7 separate regions of the Mus musculus genome follow, and all the other regions are linked to region 1. Evidence: chromatin loops called from intact Hi-C (ENCODE). Cell type or tissue: left cerebral cortex. All regions are shown on one strand.

What was found. A loop is a pair of places that touch in the nucleus more often than their neighbours do. Peaks named below come from ENCODE experiments on the same cell type or tissue, not always from the same donor. Only the 100,000 strongest peaks of a DNase experiment are listed, where the experiment ranks them.
Region 2: it touches region 1 in a loop (2.7-fold over the local background); 4 of 42 quality-filtered maps call a loop at or near these places.
Region 3: a loop joins it to region 1, with 3 times the contacts of the local background. A loop is called at or near these places in 9 of 42 quality-filtered maps.
Region 4: a loop joins it to region 1, with 2.2 times the contacts of the local background. A loop is called at or near these places in 2 of 42 quality-filtered maps.
Region 5: a loop joins it to region 1, with 4 times the contacts of the local background. A loop is called at or near these places in 6 of 42 quality-filtered maps.
Region 6: it touches region 1 in a loop (2.1-fold over the local background); 3 of 42 quality-filtered maps call a loop at or near these places.
Region 7: it touches region 1 in a loop (3-fold over the local background); 7 of 42 quality-filtered maps call a loop at or near these places.

Annotation. Positions count from the first base shown.
Region 1 is chr12:102,126,846-102,130,845 of GRCm38, reverse strand. Slc24a4 (solute carrier family 24 (sodium/potassium/calcium exchanger), member 4) reads right to left here and starts at 2,119. Exons shown (of 17, transcript NM_001362345.1): 1 at 1,327-2,119. The coding sequence starts at 1,456. In left cerebral cortex, a CTCF peak has its summit at 1,759; DNase peaks (open chromatin) are centred at 999, 1,812 and 2,684; H3K4me3 peaks cover 2,973 bases; H3K27ac peaks cover 2,290 bases.
Region 2 is chr12:102,051,923-102,055,922 of GRCm38, reverse strand. No RefSeq gene overlaps it. Among named protein-coding and RNA genes, the nearest start is that of Slc24a4, 75 kb to the left of the region's middle. In left cerebral cortex, a CTCF peak has its summit at 1,576 (motif pointing left); no DNase peak of the experiment used is centred here.
Region 3 is chr12:102,385,247-102,389,246 of GRCm38, reverse strand. Rin3 (Ras and Rab interactor 3) reads right to left here. Exons shown (of 10, transcript NM_177620.4): 9 at 1,530-1,693. Among named protein-coding and RNA genes, the nearest start is that of Lgmn, 52 kb to the left of the region's middle. In left cerebral cortex, a CTCF peak has its summit at 1,824 (motif pointing right); a DNase peak (open chromatin) is centred at 1,821.
Region 4 is chr12:102,458,957-102,462,956 of GRCm38, reverse strand. It overlaps Gm30198 (a long non-coding RNA gene), which reads right to left. Exons shown (of 3, transcript XR_381856.1): 2 at 2,728-2,847. Among named protein-coding and RNA genes, the nearest start is that of Golga5, 8.2 kb to the left of the region's middle. In left cerebral cortex, a CTCF peak has its summit at 1,548 (motif pointing right); DNase peaks (open chromatin) are centred at 1,564 and 2,604.
Region 5 is chr12:101,983,028-101,987,027 of GRCm38, reverse strand. It overlaps Cpsf2 (cleavage and polyadenylation specific factor 2), which reads right to left. Exons shown (of 15, transcript NM_016856.3): 3 at 3,693-3,852; 4 at 3,503-3,608; 5 at 1,678-1,807. Among named protein-coding and RNA genes, the nearest start is that of Cpsf2, 9.1 kb to the right of the region's middle. In left cerebral cortex, a CTCF peak has its summit at 1,685 (motif pointing left); a DNase peak (open chromatin) is centred at 1,708.
Region 6 is chr12:102,189,183-102,193,182 of GRCm38, reverse strand. The region is part of intron 2 of Slc24a4 (solute carrier family 24 (sodium/potassium/calcium exchanger), member 4); the gene reads right to left. Among named protein-coding and RNA genes, the nearest start is that of Slc24a4, 62 kb to the right of the region's middle. In left cerebral cortex, a CTCF peak has its summit at 2,001; a DNase peak (open chromatin) is centred at 2,169; H3K27ac peaks cover 292 bases.
Region 7 is chr12:101,999,684-102,003,683 of GRCm38, reverse strand. Cpsf2 (cleavage and polyadenylation specific factor 2) reads right to left here. Exons shown (of 15, transcript NM_016856.3): 13 at 2,708-3,007; 14 at 922-1,056; 15 at 1-555. The coding sequence ends at 463. Among named protein-coding and RNA genes, the nearest start is that of Cpsf2, 26 kb to the right of the region's middle. In left cerebral cortex, a CTCF peak has its summit at 2,236 (motif pointing left); a DNase peak (open chromatin) is centred at 2,233.

The sequences.
Region 1 (4,000 bases):
AAGGCAGAGATTGAGAGTCTATAGTATCAAGCTCCCGGGTCATCATGCTATGGTCCAAGGGGTCACACAGAGCCATATCAGAGAAGGCATGGATGCCCCTGAACAGAGATGGTAGCACGGGAAGCTAACTCCTGATCTAGCACATAAAAATAGCTCTGGCTTTCAGACTACACCTCAACTCTTTACCTGTCCAGATGTTTCAGCTAGGTAGCGATACATCCTCCAGAACGCCTAACTCTCGCAGCTCCTCTAGACATTTTGTCGTTTCTTGTGTTTAATTGTCCAATTGCAAAGCATTGGGTATGAAGGTGTTAGAAATAAACTTTCTGGACTTCTTTAGAAACGAGCCACTCTCTAGCCTTCTACCCCCCCAAATCACAGTCTGGGTATTGAAAGAGAGTGATGTCTCTTTTTCTGTTTAAAAATTTAACCAGGTTTCACTTGTTTTTAACGTCGCTGTACCGATCTCTTAATGATCCCAAGATACTATGTTAATGGCCTCACTAACCACTCAAAAAAGATGCCCTCCTCCTGTGCCTCTGGCTAGGTTAACAACATTTATTTCACGGGGGGGGGGGGTGTCACCCCAAATGTTAACAGCACTAGTTCTGAAATATCTAGGCACTAAACATTCTTTAAAGGCTAAACACGAGCCCAAATCACCCCGAAATAAATATTTCATAAGTTTCTTCTCTTTCCCCACTCCGTCTGAAATTTGCATGTCTTAACAGACTCCCAGGTCGCCTTCTGCTTGGAGGAGCGTGGATCATGGCTATGCACGCCAGCCCTCCCTCTCCGTGGGGATTAAGCAGAGTTGAGTGAAGGGATGCTGGAACATGGCAGCAATCTCCCACGGGGACAGACTGCCCCCGCTCCGTTTAGGTTTGGGGAAGACCAAGCATTTGGATCAGAGCAGGTGCAAGGAGGAGAGCAGAGACTAAGCCTGAGAATTTGGGTCTCTGAGGGATGGAGCACAGCTTTGCAGAACAGAAAAGGGGGCTGCTCAGTTTCACACATCCTAAAGCGGGAGACTCTACCCCTGGGCTGCCATGAGTTGCCCATTACCCGCACACTCCAGGGACAGAGGTGGTGCAGGCTTTGATCCCAATAGCACACCTACAACTACGTCCGGAACCCCCAGGGAGCTTGAGCAGTTCGGCAGAACGTCGCCACAGTCCAGCTCGAGGCTCAGCACTCCTGGGTGAGCACTGCCCGCTGAGCGGGAAGGGAAAACCCTGGGGACCAATCTGACAGAGAAGAAGCTGGAGCTGTCAGAGCTCAAGCCCCCCAACTCCTCCAGCGGAAAACATCCTTTCCCACACCTACCCAAGCTTCCAAAGAGGCCGGAGGCACAGCACACCAGGGCCAGCACAGCGCACACGAAGCCAACTTGCTGCGGCAGCATCTCTCGCCTCCGGCGAACTTTGCTCTGCCGGATGAGTCCACGGAGAGCCATCTCCGTACGCCCCGCGCCCCTGGAAGAAGATCCCGAGCTTCAAGGGTTGGAGCGCTGTCTGTGGCCCAGCGGCGTTGGGGCTGCAGCGGGGCGATGCGTAGCTCAGAGGCAAGGGGCTCTGGGAGATAGCTTCATGGTCCGCGAACAAGGCAGTCACGGGGAGATCGGATGGGAATACCAGAGGAGGGGGAGCAATGCACGGCCGGAGCTCAGAGTTCCGCGCGGGGCGTGCGCGCTGCTCGCACCATGACTCCGTGGCGAGGAGACGACGCCTGCACGGTGGCGCTGGCGGCCCTGCTTGTCGGCTTGGCGCAGTCCGGGCGCTTGGAGCCGCTACCTGCCCACTGCTCTTCAGCGCGCTCGGAGTCCGCCGGGAGCAATCAGTGCTTGGCGAGCGCCCCCGCGCCCCGCGCCGCCGCGCCCACTCGCAGCATCCTCCTCGTCCAAGTTTAGCCCCGGCCGCCCCGGCTGCCCGCCTGCGAGGCTCCTCTGCTTCTCTCGGAAAGCAGGGCCCTGGCAGCTAAGTGCGTGCAGAAGGACCGCGCGCAGCACTCTCAGAACTCAAGACCCTCTCGGCCAGTGGCCGCAGTTTGGGCCCTCCCGCGGGCGAACTGTCCCGGGAACTTTCTCTCTGGCTCTTAGGCGGCCAGAGCCTGTGTCTGCGAGGCCGTGGCGCCTCCCGCAAGCTGCTCTCGCCTCCCTACTCCTCCCCTCCCGCCTGCCCGCCTCTCATCCCCCCCCCCTCCCCTGCACGTGTACACCTCCCCTAGGGCGCTCGCCCAGTGCGCTTCTCCCTTCCCCCAAGAGAGGCTCAACTACTGACCAATATAATCCCCTTTCCTTGCCTCCCTCCAAACCCCTTCCTCTCTCTCTCTCTAACCCTACGGAGCCAAAATGAGTCCTCAGCTTCTTGTGATTGCTATAAGGTGGAACAGGTTATGGCATCACCAAGGACTCTCAGAACCAGGGTTTCTGTAGGGCTCTCACACGGGTCCTGGCTCCCCGAGACCCCCTACCCCCCGCAGCGACCCAAGGCGGTCACCACTACCACCCGGAGGTCTCCAATGCACAAGTAGCTTAATTGCTAGCTCAGTGCTAAGAAACAGGCTTGCACCAAGCCAACCGACGCCCGCCGGGACCAGTTCCTGCCAGGCTCTCTGGGTAACCTAGGGACCTGTGTGGCGGGGGCGCAACACCGACCTACGAAATGCTGGTAATCTGACAGAGGGAGAAACCCCGCAGTTCTGCGGCTCTGCTGCCAACAGTTGGGAGCTTTTGATGTTTTGCAACCTCACAGCTTCGCAAGGCTTTCTGGTTTGGGTTTGTTTTTCCACCTCTCTTACTTTCGGCTCTCTAGTGTAAGCCGCTTTTAAAATGTGGGCGCAGTGAAATTTCCGAAGAGCAGTGGAGGTGTCATCCAGACGCAAATAAGTGGAGGGGACCTCTATCAGGAAGGATCTCTAACTCAGACTTCCCTGTCGGTTTTCTATCCTGTGCTGATTTAGGGGTTAACTCCTCTTAAAACCATTTTTGGATCAAAGCCAACTGTGTTTAATTAAATAAATACATACCCGCCATTTGTGAGCTCTGTGCCAAGTGCCATCCAGCCAAGAAACAAAACAACAACAACAACAACAACAACAACAACAACGTGTATTAAGACCCAATGTCTGCTTTCAAGGAACCCTGAACTAAAGGGGGGCCTGTCCCTCAGATGCTAAGTGGGATTCTCAAAGTGTTTTGCTCTGAGCGCCAAACATTCCCTTGCTGCTCATTAGGCTACGGGGTGGTCCACAGCAGCCAAGTCATTGCCTGGGAGTATAGGAGACAGGCAGGTTGCACATTTAAATCTACTCTTAGACCTACTGAGCTAAAATGTGCATTTTTAACCAGATTCCCTAGAGATCTTGAGCATAGTCAAGTGTGAGGACTTCCCTTCTGGGGACTGTCCCAAATGCCTCCTCTAGCTGGCCACTACCAGCAAGGTTCCTTTGTACTTCTTAGGCAAGCAGAGGGACACAGGTAAGAAGTGCCCAGAAAGCTGGGGTGGGGGCGGGGTGGGGTGCCATTGTTTGCAGCATCTTCATTTCTTTTTTTTTTTTTAAGATTTATTTATTTTATGTATGTGAGTACACTGTTGCTGTCTTCAGACACTCCAGAAGAGGACGTCAGATCTCATTACAGATGGTTGTGAGCCACCATGTGGTTGCTGGGAATTGAACTCAGGACCTCTGGAAGAGCAGCCAGTGCTCTTAACCTCTGAGCCATCTCTCCAGCCCCAGCATCTTCATTTCTATACTGTTCAGTATGGTCCGTAGAATAGGTGAGTTTATTAAGTATAGGAAAAAAAAAAGAAAAAGAAAAAGAAAAAAGTAAAAGAACAGGCAGGCAGGCAAAGTGGGCAGGTAGATAAATAGCAAAACATGGCCAAATCTGAGATTTATAAACTGGAAACAGTTACAATTGGGCGAGTTGAGGCAGTCAACTGCAGTTCTCAGTTGAACTGTCTCCTCATGGCTGAGCTTTCTGATCTTGGTACCCGCT
Region 2 (4,000 bases), 75 kb after region 1:
GTTCTGAAGACCAGAAATAGGATCTCAGAAAGTTGGAAGAACTTGCCCAGAATCACAGTGACGATAAGACAGAGCAGGCGTCACACTCAGGTTCATGTGAGCCTTTCTTACAGAACCCGTGAGGTGTCTCGGGGTACGGAGATTATAGGTGAGCATTGGGATCACCTGGCAAGTTGCTACAGCCACAGTCTTAAGTCCAACCCTGGAGCTTCTGAATCGGAAAGTCTGTTGGGGGAGGGGGAGCAGCTGCTGTATTCTGCCCTCCAAGTGGTTCTAATACACAGTGATGTGTAAACTGTCTGCAGATCCAAAGTACAGGAGCAGAAGGGCCAAGGCTTCTCATCTCCTGGGGGTCATGGTCCTGGAGGTCATAGTGCTGGGGGTGGGGGGGTCATGGTCCTGGAGGTCATAGTGCTGGGGGTGGGGGGTCATGGTCCTGGAGGTCATAGTGCTGGGGGTGGGGGGTCATGGTCCTGGAGGTCATAGTGCTGGGGGTGGGGGGTCATGGTCCTGGAGGTCATAGTGCTGGGGGTGGGGGGTCATGGTCCTGGAGGTCATAGTGCTGGGGGTGGGGGGTCATGGTCCTGGAGGTCATAGTGCTGGGGGTGGGGGGTCATGGTCCTGGAGGTCATAGTGCTGGGGGGTGGGGGGTCATGGTCCTGGAGGTCATAGTGCTGGGGGGTGGGGGGTCATGGTCCTGGAGGTCATAGTGCTGAGAAGCCCTCATACCTTCAAAGCCCCTAACATCCCAGTTCAGGTGTCACTCCAAAAATACAATGCCATGGGGCCTTGATCCTTAAAGTGTATGCACTTCTAGCATTGGCTACACTTCTTAGAAAGCTTCTAGAAACGCAGCATCCAGGACCCACCCCTAGACCTGCCTCAGCATAGCCAGTGCATAGGGAAGCTCTAGATTCCCACTAAAGAAAGCACTGGAGTGGAGTGAGCATCAGTCTTAACATCTTCATTCCTAAGCATCAAGTCCAGCTCCATCCCTTCCTAACCTTCCATCTAGGACCTCCATCCCACTCAGTTCTGGAGTTAGTAGAACCCAGTGAATCTCAGCCAGCCCTGGCCTCCTAGTAGGGTCCTTTGACCCTGTGAAGTCCTGGGTTGTCACATGATGCTGGGTCTTCAGCAAGCAAAGACAGGACAAGACACAAGGTTACCCAGAATATAGCTGAGTGATATGTGACCCAGGTAGGGACAAGAAGCCTCCCACCAGGGACTGCAGCCCAAGGAAATAGAACAAAGGAAGAGGGGCAGGAAGGAAGAAGTGGATGACTTACAAACTTTGTCTGTGGACACTGGGAGCTATGCCATACAGGACAACCTTGGTGGTACCAAACTCATTCCTAGTACTGGGTTGGGGTTTCACCTTAGTCTCTACAACTCAGCCCTTTGCATCCTGCCTCTGCTCTAGGCACATCGTTACAAGCCTGAGAAGGAGAGATGGCTAAGCAGTTAGGAGTACTTACTATTCTTGCAGAGGACCAGGGTTCACATCCCAGTACCTGTGTAATGGCTAACAACGATCTGCAGCTACAGTTCCAGGGGATCTAACACCCTCTTGTGGCCTCCATTGGTACCAGGCACTCATGTTCCATACGTGCCTACAAGCAAACAAAGCATTCATACACATAAAATGAAAATATAATAGTAATAAAGAAGCGGCTAAAAGAAAAGCAATCCAAGCTAAGGATTTGAGAAGAGAACTGGCTGTGGTAAAAGCATACAAGCTTTGGGGAAACCCAATACATGTATGCCTGGGGTTTTTAAATCATCGTTTTTTGATGAAAGCCATTTGATAGCCAGGAAGCCTTGGGAGATAGTTCAGTAGCCTTTGTTAAACTGTGCTTTCAACAGAAGGAAGTTGTGTTCTGCCAAGAGAGGATTATCTGCTGCCAGATTATGCCTATAAGATTCCAGAAAGATCTAACATGGCCCCAGCCTAGGTAAGATCCTGCTGGTGAATTTGGCCATCCTCCTGCCCTGGAAGATCTCTCTGGAATCCAAGTGTTCTCTCCAGCAGGATCTACCACAGCAGACTATCACAGCTCCATTCTGGAACCTGGAAGTCCATAGTAAGGGGTCAGTGGGGTGTGACCCTGGTGGTGTCTCTTTCTGGCTAACAGATGGTACCTTCCTCCTGTGTTCTCCTGTGGCAAGTCTGTGTGTGGTGAACCTCCTGGACCTCTGTGTACACACATCCTGTGACTTGCCTCTTTTAATGGACACACTGATCCTATTGGGTTAGAGTCTTCAACAAGAACAGTGGGAGACAATGAGCTACCCAGGATGCAGTGAGACACCCGGATGGACAAACCATGTAAGGAAACAGAAGAGTGGGGGAGATAAGGAGCTTCCAGAAGGGTCTATAAAATGAAACCAGTTCACCCGTAGGACATCAATTAGCCTTAATTAGCTCATTAAAACCCTATCTCCACACACTGGTTAGTACTTTTCCATTTGGAAGGGAAAGGACTGAACACATAAGCCAAGGTTGAGAAGTGGGCTTCGATCACTGCGCAGGAGAAAGGAAGACAAGCCTGTATGTGGTGAACCTCCTGGGCCTCTGTACAGACTGAAGTCAAACAACAAAGAACCCTTTTGAGATGTTAGGATACCCTAGATTTATATTCCACCTGAATGTCCCAGACCTGTCTCTCTCTCTCTTTCTGTCTCTGTCTCTCTGTCTCTGTCTCTGTCTCTGTCTCTGTCTCTGTCTCTCTCTCTCTCTCTCTCTCTCTCTCTCTCTCGTGTGTGTGTGTGTGTGTGTGTGTGTGTGTGTGTGTGTGTGTGTGTGTGTTTGTATGTGTATGTATGTATGTGTTTCTGGGAGTCAGTGTTTACTAGACTGGTGCTCTGGTTTATATTCCCAGCCCCTTTTTAATTTGTTATTTTGAGACAATGTCTCATGAATCATCCCAAGATTACTTTGAACTAACTCTGTAGCCCAGTAAGGCTTTGGCTTTGTAATGCTATAGTCTCTGCCTCTGGAGAGATATAGAATTACAGATAGGTACCACCAGGCCCAAAGTATACGGTGTGTGTGTTTTTACACTTTTGTGGTTTTAAAGATGAAACTAAGACCCTACACAAGCTAGACAAGTACTCTATCACTGAGATACCCCAAGTCCTACATAGCACCTCCCCCTATGAAACAGGGTCTCACTCTGTAGACCTCACTGGTCTAGAACTCATTAAGTTGATGCAGCTATTTTTGAACTCACAGAGTTCTGCCTGTCTCTGCCTCCAGAATGCTGAGATTAAAGGTGTGTACCACCACACCTGACTTTTTTCCCCATGTAGCCTTTTAACGATCTATTTCTTTCCTATATAAAAGAGATATTATCCCAACAATAACTGAAAATAGGCAAAGGACTTCAATAGAAGTTTCTTCAGAGGAAATGCTCAGATAGCCAACATGCACATGAAAAGAAAAATGGAAATCAAAACTACAGTGAGATGCCATTTTATACCCATGAGATAGTCATTATCACAGAACAAAATCACTAGGATGGGAGAAGGCAGCAAGGAGCTGGAACCTTTCCACATTGCTGGTGGGAATATAAAATGTGAAATGATTTAGCAGACCCCCAAAATTAAATACAGAATTACACATGACTCAGAAATCTCACTTCTAGGTCAATGTTCAACAGAATGGACTCAAGCAGATAGGGCACACCATGTTTACACAAACACTGCTCGCAAAAGACAGAGAGCACACACAAACCAAGGAGGATAGATTCTGACTCAGCTACGTGAGGACCCGGTGCTAGATAATCCAGTCATAGGTCAAATAATCAGTAGCATCCATCCTGAAGGTGTCTGATCGTGAAGGCTGAGCAGGGTATGCCCTGGTTAATACTTAGAAAGCAGGCCAAAGGATGAATTGGTAGGATTCCACTCAAATGAGAAGATGAACAGTCATTGTTAGGAGTAGAAGGGGGGAGGCTGGGGGAGGCATGACATGACAGGAGGGATGGGGACACACCGG
Region 3 (4,000 bases), 260 kb before region 1:
CTGGAAGGCAGGATAAAGCTGCGGGTATAGATTATCATCCTAGCGCCTCACAGCTCAGACAAGTGGAGCCGATTGGCCTCTTAGAGCAGGGGTTGTCTCTGGTTTAGAGGCAGGATATGAAGAGGATCAAGGGAAGCTGGGGGTGAGGAGCTGAGGAAGGGGTGAGTTTAGGATGTGAGGTGATGCCTATGGCAGTGGGGAAGTATATGCAGTACGGGTCCACAGACTCCCTGCCCTTTCCTAGCTTTGAGTGTGGTTCTGTTTGTTGTGTGACCCTGACCACTGTTGCTTCAGCTGTAGACTGAGGACGAGAGCCATGGATGGAGTGGCAATATCTGTGGCTGGCTCACGGCCACAACCAGGAAGGCGCTAATGGCTATGTTAAAGGGTGGTATGCACTTACAGAGTGCCAGGGTCCGGGCCTCACCGTAGGCTTCTGTTTCTTCCCAGAAGGGAAAAGTGGGACAGGGGTGCTGTTGGGTGTGTATGTGTGGTGGGTTGGCACTCCCTCACGCCAATGCATACCAGCTTGGGCCAGTCTATGGTGTGCATGTCCTAGTTCCCAGTTCAGCGATGCAAGCACAGATTTACCTTGTTGGGGGGGGGGGGCGGAGTATTTACACCAGGGAAAGTGGCAGAAGCTGAGGCATAGCTTTCTTTTCCTTTCCCACTGGTTCTAAGGTGCTGTTGAATCCAGGAAGGAATAGAGATGCTAGGTTGGCAGCTATGAGCATGGGCAGGGATGCAGGACTCAGTTGGCTGATATGGATGGGAAGTGGAGTTCCTGAGGGGGCTGGAGACTGCAGGACAAGTTTAGTAACCATCGCTTCCAAATGAGGATGGCTAGAATCAACTCTTAGTTCAAAGCTGGGTCAAGAATTTAGACCTTCTGCCTCCCAGAGGCTGGACTCCATTTTCTACACAGAGTCTACATAACTCTGAAGAGCTCTGGAGGGCTGTCTGGCCTCTTGGCCCAACTCCTTCTATTTTCTGCCTATCACCGTCCTGTTCTGTCCCAGACCCTGGGTTTCAGGCCTCTGACACACATGAACCAGGAGCATTGTCCGCCACGTATGAGAGTTTCCCATATAGAGGATTTACAACAGCGGGTGATGATTGCTGCAATGGGGAAGCCTTGGCCAGCAGCACCGAGAAGAATGGTGTGTGGGTGTTGTGTGTGTGTGTGTGTGTGTGTGTGTGTGTGTGTGTGTGTGTGTGTAGCAGGGAGATGATCTGGGCTGTTAGGACATATGGGTGAATCGATCTGATGCAGCCTGGGATATGTGGAATGTCTTGTTCCTCCCATACCACTTGGCCTATTGGGTTATAGCACCTGCCTGGTGGCACTTCTAAGCCTACCCAGGACCTGCAGAGCTAGGAAGATTGGCAGGTAGAACCTTGGATTCCTCTATGCAAGACCCACTGCTCACCCTGAGGATAGTAGGGCTGGCAGGCCAAAGCAACCAAGCATAGCGCACAGATGGTACCTATACAGTTTGTAGCCCCAGACACTTAGTCCCCAGCATCACCTGCACAGAGGAGCGGGAGGCCCGCGCTTTGTTGAGCGTGCGCCTGCGTTCCCAGCGATGGATGGAGTCCTGCACCTCCACGCTCAGCTGTCGGGTCACTGTGATCTTGTCATAGTTTTTAATGTGCTCCAGGGCTCCGTAGGTGGTGGTCAGATAGTAGGAACCTGTGGGGTCAAGGACACTGTCTGAACGAGAAAGGTCTGGATCCACCACATTGGGAGGAGAGCTGGTCTCAAAGTGTGCGGCTCTGCCCATTGCTTCCAACATGCCCCTCCCTTCATAGCCACCAGGGGGCGTCCACGCTCTACAACCTGCTTCAAAGGCTTCACTTCACCGCACTGGGGCTTCAGCCATTGGCACTGTATAGAAACAGCTTAGCTCACATCTTTCCTTAGCCCACTTCAAGAAGGTATTGTGTGGAATATTCCATATATAACATATATAATTATATATGACTATTTTAATATTATAATAAATTAGAAATGTTATTTATAATTACATATAATTATATGATTATATAATATAAAAATACAGAATATATATATATATATATTTGTGGGCACACTCAACTTGCAGAAGTCAGTTTATATATATATATATATATAATTATTTTTAGACAGGGTTTCACTACTTAGCCCTGGCCTGAAATTCATAATAAAGACCAGGCTAGCCTTAAACTCCTAGAGATCCACCAGCCTCTGCCTTCTGAGTGCTGGGATTAAAGGTATGGTTGGTTTACCACACCTGGCTAAGGATACTTATTCAATGTGGCCAGACTGGGAAGAGGACAAGAAACCCAGCAATTCCAACAAGTCTGTCATCCAAGCTCGGTACTCTTACAATGATGTCTGAAATGTAAAATGCGATTTTTAAGTGTTTTAAAATATATAGGATACGTAAGAAACCGAGAGACATGGATGCCTGGGTGTGTGTGGAGGAGGCGCTGGGAGCCCACCTTCTCACTGTAGTAAACACTGTTTTAACAGGAAGAGCACCGTGAGTGTATTACCTATCATAAAAACAATTTCCAAGGATGCACAGGAAATTTTAGTTATCACATGAAGTTTTTAGGGATTAAAATAGTAAAAATATTTGATGCTATGCAGCCATAATATCAGCAGCACTCAGGAGGCAGAGGCAGAGGCAGAGGCAGGCAGATCTCTGTGAGCTGGACGTCAACTTGGTCTACGTAGCAAATGCAAGGCCAGACATAGCTACAAAGCGAGATCCTGTCCATTAAAAAAAAAAGTATTACATTTAAATTTTTATTTTGTGTGCACATGTGTACATGTATTTGTGGGCACACTCAACTTGCAGAAGTCAGTTTCCCTTCCACCACAAGAGTCCCAGGAATTGAAATGAGGTCCCCAGACTTGGCGGCAACTGCCTGCCTTTACCCACTAAAATATTGGCCCACCAAATTCTCTTCTTTAAAAATAATCTTAATCTTTAAGGTTTCCCTGAAGTAATTGAGGCTTTAAGGTATTTGAAGCTGCAGCAGCCATGGAATTTTAAGTTCAAAGACAATGCTTTGCTGGGATGTTTATCTGGCCATCAACTTGTTAGGACTTCAGAACCTTGCTGACATCTTTCACTTTTTAAATTTTTTGGTAGCTTTTATTTTTAAATTTATTTGTTTTATGTATATGAGCATGTGTCTTCAGACACTCCAGAAGAGGGCATGGGATCCCATGACAGATGGTTGTGAGCCACCATGTGGTTGCTGGGAATTGAACTCAGGACCTCTGGAAGAGCAGTCAGTGCTCTTAACCACTGCGCCATCTCTGCAGCCTGAGAGATCCTTCACTTTGAATGCAGTGGTTCTCAACTTTCTTAACTCTGTGACTCTCTAATACGGTTCCTCATGTTGTACTGACCAACCCCCTCCCCAGTCATAGAATTATTTTCCTCACTTCTTTATAACTATAATTTTGTTACTGCTATGAATCATAATGTAAATATGTAGTACATCTAATATGCAACCAACCCACAAAAACCAACCCATGTAATATGCAATCGACTCACAGGTTGATAACTGCTGCTTTCTTTAAAGGGAAGAAATTGAATCATAGAAGAAGAGGGTGATATGGCCAGGATCACACGGTACCGCCCCTGCCCTTAGCATCCTTTCTCCCAGTCCCTAGCTTTTCTGATATTCTCTAGCCTGCTTTTCCTGGCTATTAAGGCCAAGCCAATGGTCTTGGACATGAGGCTGATTCTGCCTGGGACCCACCCCAATTCATCTTCCCATCCTAACTATGGGAGATCTACTGGTATCTGAACTGGCCCTGGATGAAAATGAAAATGCTCGCTTCCAGACTCCTTAAGCTTGGCTGAGCAGGCACAGCCCTGAGTCCGCCGCTGTGGCAGGGAGAGCAGGGCAGGGTTAGGGGTGCTCTGATTCTGAGTCCTGGAGATGAATGAGCATATTGAAAAGTCACTTGCCTTTCTATGTCATGCATGTAAGGGGC
Region 4 (4,000 bases), 330 kb before region 1:
GCCCTTGCTTCGCTTTCCCATCCCATAAAAATGTGGTACAATCTCCCTTTGGGAATTTTGTTCAGATCCCGAACTGACTGTCTCCTTGCACGGACAGAAAATAAAACTTTAATTTTTAAGCTTCTGGTGAGTTTTCTTGGCTTCTATCCTGAACCCAAAAATATTATATAGGATAAATGAATGTTTTAAAAAGGAAAGATATTTACTGGGGGGAAGGAGACAGACACATGCAGAAGACACACAGAGCAAAAGACCCTTAGCAAAGCAGACGGGAAGCTTGGGAACTGAAAAGGCCACTCTCTTCTAAGGGCACCTAATCGATTGAGACTTGTGTGTCTTGGTTTAGGTAACAGAATAACAGCGTCTTCCCTCTCACCATCCTTTGCTGGTTAACAGACAAGCATGAGCCATCTGAGGAAGCAGGACAGGAGTTGGTTTGCGGGGCCTGAGAACGTGAACTCAGCTTTGATCCTGCCAGCCAGGTGGACCTTGTTCCTTGAGATGGCTGAACTCAGGCAACTACCTCCTAACATCATGAATGTTCTGTCTTCACACTCCCCAGAAGAGGGCATCGGGGGCATCGGATCCCATTACAGATGGTTGCGGGTGCTGGGTATTGAACTCAGGACCTCTGGAAGGGCAGTCAGTGCTCTTACCCCCTGAGCCACCTCTCCAGCCCCACAAATAGCTTTTATAAACCTCTGATTCTGTCTGCAGTGTGTGAGATTTCTCTCTTGCTACCTGATGTGCTTCAGGTTTTCTCTGCTTTTTAATTTTTTTAACAGGCAGGGAAAATGAAACAGGCCAGGACCCCTAGAGCATACCAAGTCCTCCCAACGAGAACTGACTAATGTCTTAAATCAGCACTTCAAAGAGAAAACATCCAATCTGTCAAAAGCACATGTGAAAGTATGTAAAATTATTAGACATCAGAGATGTGAAAATTTAAAATTCCAGAAAAAAAAAAGCTTTAGCATCCTGCAGGGTCACTAGAGCGATGGCCAAAAGCAGGAATACCAAGTCCCGTGGAAGTAAAACTGTCACAGGTCTGCTCCGTGACTCCACAGAGGTCAGAGGGAGCACTTGCCCCTCAGCTCCATCTCTCTGAATCTCCACAGCCCTTATTAGTCATCCTCTTCCACTCTGTCCCTGGAGGCTCTCGGTTACTCTCACTTTTGAGAGTCCTGTGTGCTTACAGTTTGGTTCTGTAGTTCTACTTCCTTGGTCTACCTAATGTCAAAAAATTAAAATTGAAGGAGCTGGGGAGACAGGTCAGCAGTTAAGAGCACTTTCTGCTCTTCCAAAGGACCAGAGTTCAGTTCCCAGCACCCACACTGGACAACTCACAACTACCTATAATTCCAGCTCCAGGGGATCAGGTACCTTCTTCTAGCCTCTGTGGACATGGACACACACACACACACACACACACACACACACACGTACGTATGCACATGCACATTCATACACGCACAAATAAAAATAATGCTTTTAAAAAATGAAATTGATTTCTTTGTGCATTTTTAGCTTCCAACAGCAGAGGGCACTGGGTACTTAAAAAAATCTGTGCCTTCCATCTGGCTTGCCAGGTAAAATAGGCATTTCTCCATTCTCTTGTTCACAGACCACAGAGTATATGTCTACAAAAGACTTTTTTTTTTTTTTTTTTTGTTTCCTGGCAAGTATGGACGTGCCTCCAAATGTGACGGTGATTCTGCTGTTTCTCTGGAAGCTAAACTGCCCTGAGAGATGAGTGCTTCTGCCACTGAGCCCCTGAGGAAAACTCTTAGACGTGCTCTGGCATTGTTTGTTTGTGTCTCTGATTTGTGTGCTGGAGATTTAATCCCCAGTGCAACAATGTTGAGATTTGGGTGGGACCTTTAAGAAACCATTAGGTATCTATATCTGTAATCATATAGCTTGGAGAGCTGAAGCGAGAGGATTAGGAGCTCAAGAACAGCCTGGGTTAGGTAGGAGAGGCCCTATCTCAAAACAAAAGTAAGTAATTAGGTCATGGGGAAGAACTAATGGGTTAGTGTTTTGTTTTTGTTTTTGTTTTTGTTTTTAACGGTAGGAATGGGCTAGTTATTGCTAGAGTCAGTTTCTTAGAAAAATAAGTTTGGCCCTTGTGATAGCTTGGCAGCAATACTTGGTGGTCAACTTGACTATATCTGGAATGAATTACGGTCCAGAAATGGAGAGCACACCTGTGACCTGGATCTTGAGGCGGGAAGACACAATCTTTTGATCCAGGTCTTAAGGTGGGATGACCTATGCTCTTAATCCAGATCAACGCAGACCTTTAAGTCAGATCTGAGCCTCACCTTTGATCTGGACCATACCTTTTGCTGGAGACCTACATAAGGACAATGGAAAAAAGAAGGGTTTGTTCTTTGCCTGTTTGCACACACTTTGCCAGCACATCTGTTGAAACCTACTTCTTCAGGATTCCAGCTTATACAGACGGCCAGCTGAGACACCCAGCCTCCTGGGCTGAGCAGCTACTAGATTCTTAGACTTCCCATTCACAGCTGCCCACTGTGGGGTTAGTTGGACTGCAGACTGTAAGCGATTCCCATGAATTCACTTTATGTGTATAGATTCATTCTATAAATTGTGTGACTCTAGAGAACCCTGACTCATACAGCTCTCTCCTCTTGAACACATTTTTAGACTTCTGCCTGGTTGCCTCATTCACATTCCTCGAGCCTCCTTTGTGATACTTACCCCTTGATCAAAGCTGTCGCTTTGCTTGTCTCTCTCAGCCACTTACTCAGACTTTGAACTCTGGTAGCCCGGGAGCACACCTTCAATCCCAGCACTTGGAAGGTAGAGGCTGGTGGAGGTCTACAGAGTGAGTCCCAGGACACCCAGGGCAAAACAAAAAAGAAAGGAAGAAGGAAAAAGAAAAAAATCAGTTCTTCAATTCTATAATACGGATCCAAGACTGTCTACTTAGAAAGTTAAAAGCTTCATTTGGCTCATGGGTTGGAGGTTCTGATCTTGACCAGCTGGTTCTGTAGCCTTGGGCCTGTATTGAGGCAGCCATGGGGGCGTAATTAATGGAGTAGATCCACTTAAACCATTGGTGGAGCAGAAGCAAAAGGACGAGGCCAGAGTGCCGTAATCTCTGAAGACATACCCAGAAGGACTCACAGATCTCCTGACAGGCCCCCTGCTTCCTGAACATTCCACAGCCTTCCAGCCATATGGGGGACCAAGCTTTAACACATGGGCCTTTGGCAGTAATTAAAGTCTAAGCTATAGGAATGTCCTTATCTTCTAGAGATATATATTGTGATATTTGCTTATTGAAATATTGATGTCTGATGTATTAGTTCTCTACTCATCCACAATCAGCCTTCAAAACACACTGCCTTGCCAGACAGTGGTGGCACACATCTTTGATCCCAGCACTTGGGAGGCAGAAACAAGCAGGTCTCTGTGAGTTTGAGGCCAGCCTGATCTACAGAGTGAGTTCCAAGACGGTCAGGGCTACACAGAGAAACCCTGTCTCAAAACAAAACAAAACAAAACAAAACAAAACAAACAAAAATCAGCACTGCCTTACCACAACTGTAAATACTATCAGTGTCCACAGTTTTCATGGGTCAGGAGGCTGCCTAGCCTTCTGGTCTCCAGCTATTCAGTCCTTCTGATATGGATCTCAGACTGGGATGCCTGTCTCATCCCAGTGTGACAGGACACGATAGTGCAGAGGTTCCTCCATCTTGTACGCTCGTTGGGGTTATTTCAGGTTTAGGTAGAATTTGATCTCCTTAATGGAGAATCCCATGGAAAATTACCTAACTCTGTTCTAGGAACCCAAGGTCAGCATGCCTCAACTAACTTACCTTACCTGCTTATGCAGAAGTCCCTCCAGCTTATCTTATCTTCCATTAAACTGCTTCCACTAAGAAGCCCCGAGATGCCAGGACACGCATTCCAGACCTTAGAATAATAACCCTGAGTGTCAGAACCCTTGGTTTTGAAGGCAAGG
Region 5 (4,000 bases), 140 kb after region 1:
ATATTCTAGACTTTTCTGTGACATGAACATTTTTCTAAATCTAACTTTTAGAAGTTGTAAAACATTTCTGCCTGAAGCTGGTTTTTTAGAAAACTGGGGTATACACACACACACACACACACACACACACACACACACACACACACACACAGCCTAGGTGACGGTGTGCTCCTCCTACCTCAGCTTCGCAAACGCTGGAATTACAGGCATAGAGCATAGCAAGGCGCTCACCTGTCTCACAACTGTAAAAACTTCCTGTGAGATCTGTACCATTTTGTATTCATCTGACCATTTATTTTTATCTGAACGCACTTTTTCACCACTTTACCTTTGAAAGAGATGGTTTTTGAAATCCCAACCTCCTGTCTCCAGCTCTCAAGTACTGGGATCACAGAGGTGTGCCACCACACCTGGCTGTATTTTTAAAAATTTTTCCATGAAATGTATTCAATAGAATATACAATTATTGTATTGTAACCTTTTCTGGAAAGTTATCAGTATTTTAAGATAATCTAAACACATAACAAGTACACGTTATCTCAGTGTCTGCTTTGTGACTAACACTTGGCCATCTTGCAGTCAGTGTATTTGTGATTTCTTGAGCAATGCCTAGTCTTATACATAGGTAAGTAGTTGGCTAATTGCTACTGCATTTTCTCTGATTAATGGCTTTACTATTTTAATTTAAATATTTAATTTAAATTTATATATAATCAAATGTATTACTTCTTTTGTAAGTTACTTGAGCCTTTACCTTTGTGTGTACAATCTCTTCCAAGTCAGAGGCCGGACACAATACAGCTTCTGTTTCTAGTTAACTCTAAACCCACCTAGAATTTACTGTCACCTTAATTCATCTGACTTCATTCACCATTTACTTCATTTCCCATCCTTCTCATTCACCCACAACTACAAGTCTAGATTCTGTGAGTCCTTAAATGCTTCACAATGTGAAGCTTGAGATGATTGGAATCTAACACAAGACACCCCTGAGCTTAATGCACAGACATAACAAAGAAGGCCTCTAGGAACCACATACAGGGCACGGACACACAGGATTTATAGTATTTTTCTCAATACCAAATTAATAATATAAAATTATAACTACTCTGTACCATTTTAAAGGGAATTTTAAAGGGATACTATCATTAAATATCATTAAATTAGATGGTAATCACTACTGTTACTGCCCCTAAAAAGATAAGAAGTCGCCGGGCAGTGCTGGCTCATGCCTTTAATCCCAGCACTTGGGAGGCAGAGGCAGAGGCAGGTGGATTTCTGAGTTCCAGGCCAGCCTGGTCTACAGAGTGAGTTCCAGGACAGGCAGGGCTACACAGAGAAACCCTGTCTCAAAAAAAAAAAAAAAAAAAAAAAGTCTCAAAGTCCTAGTAAGAAACAAGTCATAGAAAATATAATTTAATGTGCAAAAATTCACTACTTTGAACACCTCCAGTGAAACATCTGTTTTACAGAATGAGTGTTGATATAGAAAAAGTTAAAGTGCTTATGTCTTATAAGGGACTTGTTGCCCTACAATGAGAACACTCAGTACTTGGTGGTCTTAAATTGCTGTTGAGTTTTAATTAAAAAACAAAATCAAACAGTCGCTTCTGAGTTTCCCTTCAGTGAAGGAGACAATAACCGCATTTCCTTGAGCACTTGTCTAGATATACCTACATCTCCCTCTTGTGGTTGAAGTCCACGGCATACACAATTTCTTCTTCTCCATCTTTGACTATTTTCCATATTGTCCCTCCTATCATATGACCAGCTGGCAGGGGTGTGATAGACAAACCATGTCCTTTGCCTACATCAAGAAGATAATGACAATTCTGAGATTTATTTTCACAAGCCTAGGGCAGTTGTATTTTTAAGTTATGTTAACAGCAACACATTCAACAGTGGCACAAAGTTCAGTGCTTACAGTGAAAAGAAAGCCCCCTCTCCTGTCTGTAGCCACTCTCCTCCCTTAATGGAGATAACTGTTCTCATTTCATTATGTGTTCCCCTGGAGGTATCTATCTAGATACAAGGGCAGCAATGGGACTTACAAGCCAGTGAGTGCACTGTTACTCAGCACAGACTGTGCACTGTATCTGTAGTGCCGTGAATTGAGCCCAGAGCCTCATATATACCAGGCAAATACCACTAGGCTACATCCTGAGAACTAAGTTTTGATATTTATTATTGCACAAATAATTGCCGAGTTGGTTCCATATCTGTTAACCTAACCTGATGGAATAACAATTCAAACCTTATTATGGTAAAGAATTTACCCACAGAAAAGCTAAACAAAGTAAAACTGCTAAGACTACACCACGCGTGGTCATTCTGTGGCTTATCATTAGCATCAAATGTTACTGTGTCACTTTTCTTGGTTGACTCATTTTTCATCTTTTAGATTTATTTTTATTTTATGTGCATTGTTGTTCTGACTGCATGTATGTCTGTGTGAGGATGTCAGATTATCTGGAACCAGAGCTACAGACAGCTGTGAGTTGCCACATGGGTGCTGGGAATTGAACCCAGGTCTTCTGGAAGAGCAGCCAGTGCTCTTAACCGCTGAGCCATTTCTCCAGCCCCCATTTTGTTTTTTGTTTGTTTTTTTGATAGGGTTTCACTGCATACAGCCCAGGATCTTGAACCTGCTATATATCCTAGATAGGCCTTGAACTCATGATCCTTCTCTTAGCCTCCTAAGCATTGGGATTACAGGCATGAACCACCATACCAGCTACTGTGCCATGTATTTAATGCTGGAATGTTTAAGAAAACCTATCAGGGCTGGTGAGATGGCTCAGCGGTTAAAAGCACCAACTACTCTTCCAGAGGTCATTAGTTCAAATCCCAGCAACCACACGGTGGCTCACAACCATCCGTAATGAGAAACAAATAAAAAGCAGGGCCAGAACAAGAGGGAGAAAGCGAGGGGGGAAAAAGAAGATGAAAAAGAAAATCTGTCACAGGCTTCCTGGATGCAGATTTGGTACTTAATAAAATAATACCTTATTAAATAATAAGTTTTCTGTTCTGCCGCTCAAGTATTTAATTTGCTTTAGGTGCTACATTTCGGGCTCTGAGTCAGTCTGTCTCCTGAACCTAACCATAAGTTCCCAGGAGGATCCAGACACAGCAGCTCTTTTTAAGCACTGTTTCCCACCCAGATATGAGGACCCTAAGCTGGTAATATTTTGTCAGTATTTAGTGTGAAATAATGTGAAATTCAAGTGGAAGTTCTAGGAAGAAATGCTACTTTTTCTTTCGATCCCCCACTGCCTGTGATGTTTGTTGTGAACTCCTTTCAGCACTTTTCAGAAGGCTAAGACAACTCCGTTGTCTAAGCTTGTTATGATGCAGCTACGTGGGAGATTCCTTGCCCAGCATGAGTGAGGCTCTGGTTGGATCTCCTGGGACTGTAAAAACTAAAAAGCTAAAAACACAAAGTCAGGAAAAAGGAACAACAAAGCTTCCACGCCATTTGTCCGCAAGTTTACGACGTTACCTTTCAGGTTCACAATCTGAGAGAACTTCAGCTGCTGTATTTTGTCAAAGGCTGCATCCACATCATCCAATGTAAAGAGGGTAAAATCTTCTGTATTGTGTCGAGACTAAAAGAAAAACAAGCCAAATTAAATGATTAAAAATGACCACGAGTGGGACACAAACGCCTCTCTTATAACTGTTCCCATTACCTGATAGAGGTCGTACATGAACATCTGGCCCATTTTATACACAGGAATTGTTGCATAGATGGCACAGTTTAGACCCAGCTTCCCCACGGCGAATGGGAGGGCACCGAGGTGGAGTGGATCAGGATGAGACAGGAGCACTGCATCGATCTGGTGAACATGCCTGTGAATACAACCAGGAGGCAGCCCGGTCAGTTCTTTGAGCAGAATGGGCAGAGCCACCATCATGATTCACCCATTCTAAACTCAAGGCTATGCTAAGGTCGAAGAGCAAACCCAAGGGCTAATGCAATGACTCCCCCTTCCCCATC
Region 6 (4,000 bases), 62 kb before region 1:
GGTGCTTTTAAGTTCCTCTGAGCCTTCAATGTATACCTACTGGGGTGGCTGTTCTGCTGTAATTATTCCTGTTTCCACATGTCAGCCATACTAGCCCAAGGGGGCCCACAGCTAGATAGGGGAATCATGGCTGACTAGGCAGTCCCATTTATTTCCAGCTTCTTTTGTATTGAGACTGACTCATTAGCAACTCTTCAAACACATGTTTGTCCTAGGCATACAAACTGTAGGCTAAAATCCGTACTTGTGTTTGCTGAGCCCAGGACTCCCAGCAAACACCAATGCCCACACGGAGGAAAACCAAACTGAACGGGAAACTCTCCACTCAGGTCAGTGGGATGAAGCCAAATGAGTGGCTGCCTCTTACTGTGGCCCATCACCATGGGATCTCCTCACAAGTGACTGAACATTCAATAAGATACTACTGAGTATGTCCTGAACTGGAGTGCAGGGGTCAAAGTCAAGGGTAAAACTGACAGGCTATGTGGCCCAAAGGTAGCAACTGCATCCATGGTGTCCTGGACACAGCCTATATCTTCTCTGCCCGAGCTGGTCCTCTCACTCCCTCTCATCCCTTCCCCTTTCTCCCTCTATCCAGTATGCTCTGGATCATGATAGGTCACAGTGGTATTCCACTGAAGCTTGAGTGCTGTCTGCCATCTTCCCCAACCAGGCAGGTTCTCCTCCCTGCACACCTGCATGTTCTCCTCCCTGCACACCTGCATGTTCTCCTCCCCGCCCACCTGCAGGTTCTTCTCTCTGCACACCTGCATGTTCTCCTCCCTGCACACCTGCAGGTTCTCCTCCCCGCCCACCTGCAGGTTCTTCTCTCTGCACACCTGCATGTTCTCCTCCCTGCACACCTGCAGGTTCTCCTCCCTGCACACCTGCATCTTCTCCTCCCTGCACACCTGCAAGATCTCTTCCCTGCACCCCTGCAGGTTCTTCTCTCTGCACACCCACAGGCTCTCCTCCATGCACACCTGCAGGTGGTTCCATTACTCTCCTCTGTCCATCTTCACAGTGAATGAATTTTACTCCCTCTGTTGTAATTCTCCAGATCCACACGAACCCTTCCTTCCAGAGCCTCCAGTTACCCAAGGAGTGAAGGGTCCTCTCCTCCACGTTCCCAGTCTTGGCAGCCAGCTGAATTCCTGCTCCAGAGGCTGGCATAAGGAGCTGAGGAAGAGTCCAGGTTTCATGAGCAATAGAACAGCTGCCACTGAAACATGTCTCCCAGTAGCCTTCTCTCCAAAACTGTTCATAGGTGACCACATATCTCGCACTCCCCAGTGATGCCCACTCCAGCTCTGAGCTGGTGCCAGCCTCATCTCTTTTGGGTCTAATGTGATTGGGCCAGTCTGGTCTTCAGAGGCCCTTCATGGCTTTTACTGACCCAAAGATGAGATCACTTAGTTCAGCACTAAAACAGCCTGTGACCATTAGCTTCCAACACATTTGGCAACCCTGATGCCCAATTTTGGATGTTGACCTGAGTGGATCAATGGATATGTGGACAACTGGGGCTGCCGAGATGATGGGTGTTTGGCATCCATTCATCACTCGGTTTGGTTTTATGGTTTGTTCTCAGTAGGGGTACTGAGGGGTCAGGGCCTATTGGGAGACAAATCCCATACATTCTATAGGTTCAAAATCCCAGTGTGTTAGTGCACCAGTGTTGCAAGTGAGAAGAGTTTTGGTAGGAAAGACCTTTCTATGGGTGAATGCATAGGTTACCTTTACTGATCCCCAGCATGTTGATTCTGGGTCACACCAAACAGAACACACACACATACACCACACACCACACACCCTCCCCTGCTCCAAGAGCTGTGGGAGAGCCCTGTGACAGACCATTGCCTTAACACTTGTAAGGCCTTGGGTTTGATCCTTCATACTCCAAAATGTAAAGAAAATTGATTTGATGCTAGCCTGCAGAGGCTCAGGCTCCACAGCTCTGCTCACCTTCTCACACATGCAAAGCTCTTCCCTCGTCGCCAGTCGGCAAGAGAGTGAAGGAAGCGACTCTTGACTCATTACAGATCCATTTTCAAGCCAAAGACACAAACCCAAATAACTCTAGGCCGTGATGGTTCACTTAGTCACAGATGGCCACAAGCAAAAGTGACTCAGGCTGGAGCCAGGCGGGAACAGCAGGTGCCGGGCACAGAAGGCGGCTGGCTCCTGTGCTGTGGGAGTCTCAGAATAGACACCTCTGCATTCCCAAGTACAACCTCAGCCAGCCACTCTGGTGGATTTCACACTAGGCTCAACGACAAGCAGCTGAGAACCAACTGTGAAGTGCCGCAGCTAAAGGACCATAAAGACAACGAAGCTGAGTGTGTGTGCATGTGTGTGTGCTGGGGAATACGTGTACATGGGTGTGCTGCTGCATATAAGGGCCACAGGATTGTGTCAGGTGTCCTGCTCTATCCACTTTTCCTCCTTATTCCTTTGAGGCCGTCTCTCACTGAACCTAGAGATAGGGTGGCAGCCAGGAAGCTCCAGCAAGCCTACTATGTCTTTACTATCACAATGCTAGGGTTATGGGCACGAGTATAGCCATGCCCAGCTTTTTATGTGGGTGCTGGAGATTTGAACTCAAGTCCTTGTGTTAGTACAAGCGCTCTACTTATTAAGCCATCTCAGCCCCTCAGTCTGATTTTTAACAAATGATAGCCAAGATAGCATATAAACATGATGCTATCGTGATACACATAAACACTGTCACCAAAGGGAGTCAGAGATGGAACTAATGAGGTGTCACTTAAAAGTAGAGAGCAGGAAGAGCAGCCATGAAAGTGGAGAGCCATCTCAAAACAGCCAATGATCAGACTCTCACAGAGCAAAGCACACTGCCCAGGGAGTCCAACATGGCATGTCCACACAGACAGACAGACAGACTGGCCTTAGAGGGGTCAACAGCAAGGGGATCCAGACTTCCTATGGAACCTTGCACTATGGCCTTCCTGCTCTAGAAATGCATCAATTCTATTTTATAAGAAATATGTCTTGGGGTCAGGGAGATGGCTCAGTGGGTAAAGGCTATGGCCAATGATCTGATTTAAATCCCCAGGACCCACACAGTTAAAGGAGAGTAGTGAGTCCTCAAAGATTTGTCATCTGACTTCCTTGGGTGCTCTCTCTCTCCCTCCCTCCCTCCCTCCCTCCCTCTCTCTCTCTGCATACTACCCTCCCTCCCTCTTCTCCTCCCTTCCTCCCTACCCTATCCTGTCTTACACACACATTAAAAAAAACATTAAAAATGGGTGTGATTTTTCCCTAAGCCAAGCAAAACCTTCCTATTTATAAAGAACATGGCATACACAGACTGGGAAGAAGAGTCCAGGGGTCACGGCAGCATGAGCTCTATCCAGAGCTTGGCCTCCTGGATGGATATGGACAGCATGGCTGCTTCTTTCCATGAGGGACAGTAGTACTCAGTGCTCATGCTCACTGCACAGTCCATGCTGACAGTTGGTTACTAGCTGGACAATGATGGAACCTTTCAGAACCTTCAGTTAGCAATTGTCCTATAGAAAACCCCAGTAGAGGCGCTGCTATGCGACTTTGGATCCTGCAAATGATGGGAAAGGAAAGCAAGCCCAGACCAATGGCTTTATCCCCTCTGATCTTTGACACCTCCTCTGCACACCTTGGAAGGCTTGGCTGGGATGGAACCTCAGAGTCTTACAGCACATAGTGCATAAGCAACAGAAATTCACTGTTCTTAAGGCTCAGAGGCTCAAGATCAAGGTGTCAGAATCCCTATCAGTGACATCCCTTTTATGTGTCCTTATGTGACAGGCAAAACAAGATCTCCTCAGGCTTGGATACTGGTGCCTCATTTCCCCAGATATGCTCGCCAGTTCAATGCATTCCTTTCCCTCACATGGAGAAAGGAGCCATAATGTCCTCCTGTGGCCAGAGCAGGCGGATGAGAACACAGAGATGAGCCAATCCCATCTGCACCTGGAGATCATCTGCACCTGGAGATCAT
Region 7 (4,000 bases), 130 kb after region 1:
ACACACCAGTTTCTGTAAGGCCATCAACAGGTTTGCTAAGTTGCACTGTTCTTTTGTTTGTTTGTTTGTTTTCTCCTTTTTCTTCTTCAAGTAATGAGCTCTTGGAACAAGGGACCTGCAGAGGACACCAATCCCCTTGGCTCTGGGCCTGTCTCTTCGTTGGGCCTCTAGCATTCAGAGCTAGGCAAGAGCATTTACAAAATAGGTTCTATTTACATTTTCTTTCTTTCTTTATTCAGGACAGAGAATCAAACCTAGGGCCTTGCACATGCTAGGCAAGAGCTCTACCACTGAGCTACACCCCAGGCCCTTGATTCATATTTTTCAAAATCTAGTACATGCTCACGTTTTCTGGCAGATTCTTTTTGTATGTTACAAAACAAGACAGCAAAAGTTTAGCCTCAGATGAGAATCCTTTCTTCCTGAGAAAGGTCAAGCAGACACATCTTGACATCATGTCCTTTACACAATGGCATACTGTTCATATAAAAGGTCTCGTATCCTATAAAAGTCTTGACAAAGGCAGCCTTCTAATCCGATGCGTCCAGTTTCTGTCTAGAAAAACAGTTTTAAAAGTTCTTTAGTACATCTCCCATTCATCAACATGCAGAAACAATAAGCACCATTTATTACATGGATCACTTTATGACTGGTCAGGAAATGGGTCCCCTGACTCTGGAATATAGGTAAAACGCTGCGGTAATGGGTTCTTACAGACACATAAATGTCAGAGGAGTCACATAGTAAGAATTCACTATGAAATGATGTACCATTCACTTGAATCACTGCTATCAGCCTTTACAGCCAGCATCATGGATGTAAATGGCTGGTTTCCAGTTTTATGAAATTATAAGACTGCAGAATTATGATAAAGCTTCAGAAGTACACGTTCAACCCAGCCCTTATTAAAAATAAACTTACTCTGCGAACTGCTACTTGATTGTTGCAGACAAGTACGCCCCCTACAAATTCCGCTTGAATCCCCTCCCGCAAAAGAACTTGCTTGAAGTCAGACAGTCTTGGTTCATTCATAAAAACTGACTGATGTCCAGGAACCTTAAATAAGGTCAAAGGGGAAAGAGGAGCTTCAATAAAACAGTAGGCACAAAGCGTATTGGATAAAGTGGAACACTGCACCATCTCTATGATCGTTCTATTAGTCTCTCAAGTCCTTTGACAGATCATCAAGACTGTAAATTACATTCTGAGTTTGTTATTCTGGGTTCTACCTTGTCACTTACCATTACAAAGCCCTTCAGATCTTCTGATGTTTCACAATTTTATTACTCATGCCTCCTAATAACAGAGACTCAAGATAATATTATGCTCTCCGCTCACCCACTTGCTGGAGGGGTCAACTAAAGTATCAAGAGGCAGAACGGAACTGAAACCCCACTTTCCAGGCCCCAGTCCCTGCTTAGTTCAGAGGCTAAGTCCCTAACGCTACTTCCACATTCCCTCCTATCTCGAAGTGACTGCAATGGATACTATGGGCTGAGAATCAGAAGAGCAGGTGGTTTTGCCTAACGCTGCTACTCTGAAAGTGTTCTGAAGAGCACTATAGCTTTAGCACAGAGGAAAAAACCTCCTCACATCTCCCCTGCACTTAAAGAGTCATGCTAGCTCAGAAGCCAGCAGAAGGGGCCATCTCCTTATCTCAACTCTGTGGCAGGCTAAAGGCTCCACCTGACAAGTCTGTAGGACTCTCACAGTATTAATATTGCTCTAGTTTCATTACCTAGAAGCCTTTCTAATTAACGAAGTCCCTCTTGAGAACATGTAACTCCTAGGCTGTACTCAAAGGAAGATGTTTAACTGCATCAAAACCACAGTGAGCCGCATGGAACTGACAGCAGAAGGATGCATTCTTAGAACCCCCCCATCTCCAGGAAGACAATCCTCCAATCAGATGTCCAAGTCCACACCAAAAAAACAAATCATGAACAATTGTATTAGCTAGAGGAGGGTAATATGGCACACACACCATGAAAGCATAGAAGAGAGCCAGGGGATGAGGGAGAAGAAAGAGGGAGAATTAGCAGAAAAAAAAATTGTTTAAAAATAAATAATAAAACAGAATTCTGTGTATGGTATTTAAAAATATTTTTTAATAGGGGCTGGAGAGATGGCTCAGTGGGTGGTAAAAGCATTGACTGCTCTTTCAGAGGTCCTGAGTTCAAATCCCAGCAACCACATGGTGGCTCACAAACACTCGTAATGAGATCTGACGCCCTCTTCTGGTGCTGTGCTTACATATAATAAATCTCTGGGCCAGAGCGAGCTGGGCTGATCGGAACGAGCAGAGAGGTCCTAAAATTCAATCCCCAACAACCACATGAAGGCTCACACCATCTGTACAGCTACAGTGTACTCACATACATAAAATAAATAAATACATCTTTAAAAAACTTTTTTAATAATGAAAAAAAATTGATAAGGATTTTCCTTAAATTATCATTCTGTAGCTGCAGAGATGAAGATACACAGACATATGTCCTGGGCAGTCCTTTTTAAGAACTCCAAAACTGACTCCCATACAATGTATTTTAAGTGGCTAAAGCCACACCAGGGGAACTAGAAGAACGACCAATGGAGAGGCAGTTGGACAGGGGATGCGGCTCAATGGCAGAGTGCGAGGCGAGCACATGTGAGGCCCCATCACCCCAGTACCACTACACAGAGACGAGAGATGGCACAGGCTTCTCACCTCGTGAGGTGGCAAAGGCTCCAGCGTGGGGATGATCTCAGTCTCCTCACCCAACTCTTTCTCGTCCTCTCCAAACAGACTCTTCATGGCCTTCTGCTGGGCCATGGCACTAGAATCGGATGGAGCATCCACTTGCATTTCAGAGTCTTCTCCATCGTCCTTGAGCTCTCCTTCTTCTAAAATAACTCCCGTGTCCACTTTGGAAACTCTCATGTCTAAGACGCCATCTATCCAAGCTAACTCGGCATCTTTAGCTTTACAGAACTGAAGGGAGCTGACAAGTGAGTCTTTTAATCTTACCTGGAGAGGAAGGAAAAATCCCACAGGGTGTAGGTAACCAATTAAACATAATCTCTGCCATTCTCTAACTCTGGCAATATGATCAACATCTAAAGCCCTCTCTCCTCAGATCTCTAATCTTTACAATGACATACTTACCTGTAAGGTTTTAAAAGATCCTTGGCCACTTTCCAGAGCAAGGTTCTCAATATGACTGCACAATAGAATCACATGGCATCCCCTACCCCCAACCATACACTAACACTGGATGCTGCCTCTAGTATTTCTAGTGTAATTACTAAAATAAAGACGAGAGCCCAGATGTGCAGCTACAACTGGTGCACCTTAGAGTGCCAGCTCCTGTGCTTTCTGGAATGTTCCATTCAATTTCACACCCCCTATGTCTCTTCCTCTTATTTACCTAGAATAATTTTTCTGCTTGGCAAGATCTAACTTCCTCCAGATAGAGATGTCACCCCTACCTTCAACTGTCACTACCTCCCACAACCAGGTGAGACTATCTCTCTTCTAACTAGCCTTGTTTGCCATCCCTGTTTCTATTTCTCCCAGTTAAGAGAACTGCAGCAAAGGTTATTTTATTTTATTTTTTTTTTAATTTTTGAGGCATGGTAATACATGCCTATAATTTCAGCACCTCGGAGGCTGAGGCAGGAGAAGAGAGTTTGAGACTAGCCTGGGCTACACAGCCAGACCCTGTCATTCACAAATGAAGATGTCTTTCTGATTTTGTGAACACTTATCCCCTCATGTCTGCCTAGAGCATCCTCCCCCACTCTTGGCTGCAGTGTGTCCTGATATTCAATAAGAGCCAGCTCAGTTATCACTTCTCCCAGAAAGCCTTTCCTGAACCTCCAAACTTGAGCAGGATCCCCCACCCTGACCCCCTTTCTTTATGCTCTCTGGCACCTTGCACACTAGCACAGGAGTAAGTGTGAGGGGAAAGCAGTCTGTCTGCTTTAAGAACCCTGAACTTGGGACGTAATTAGGGCTGTA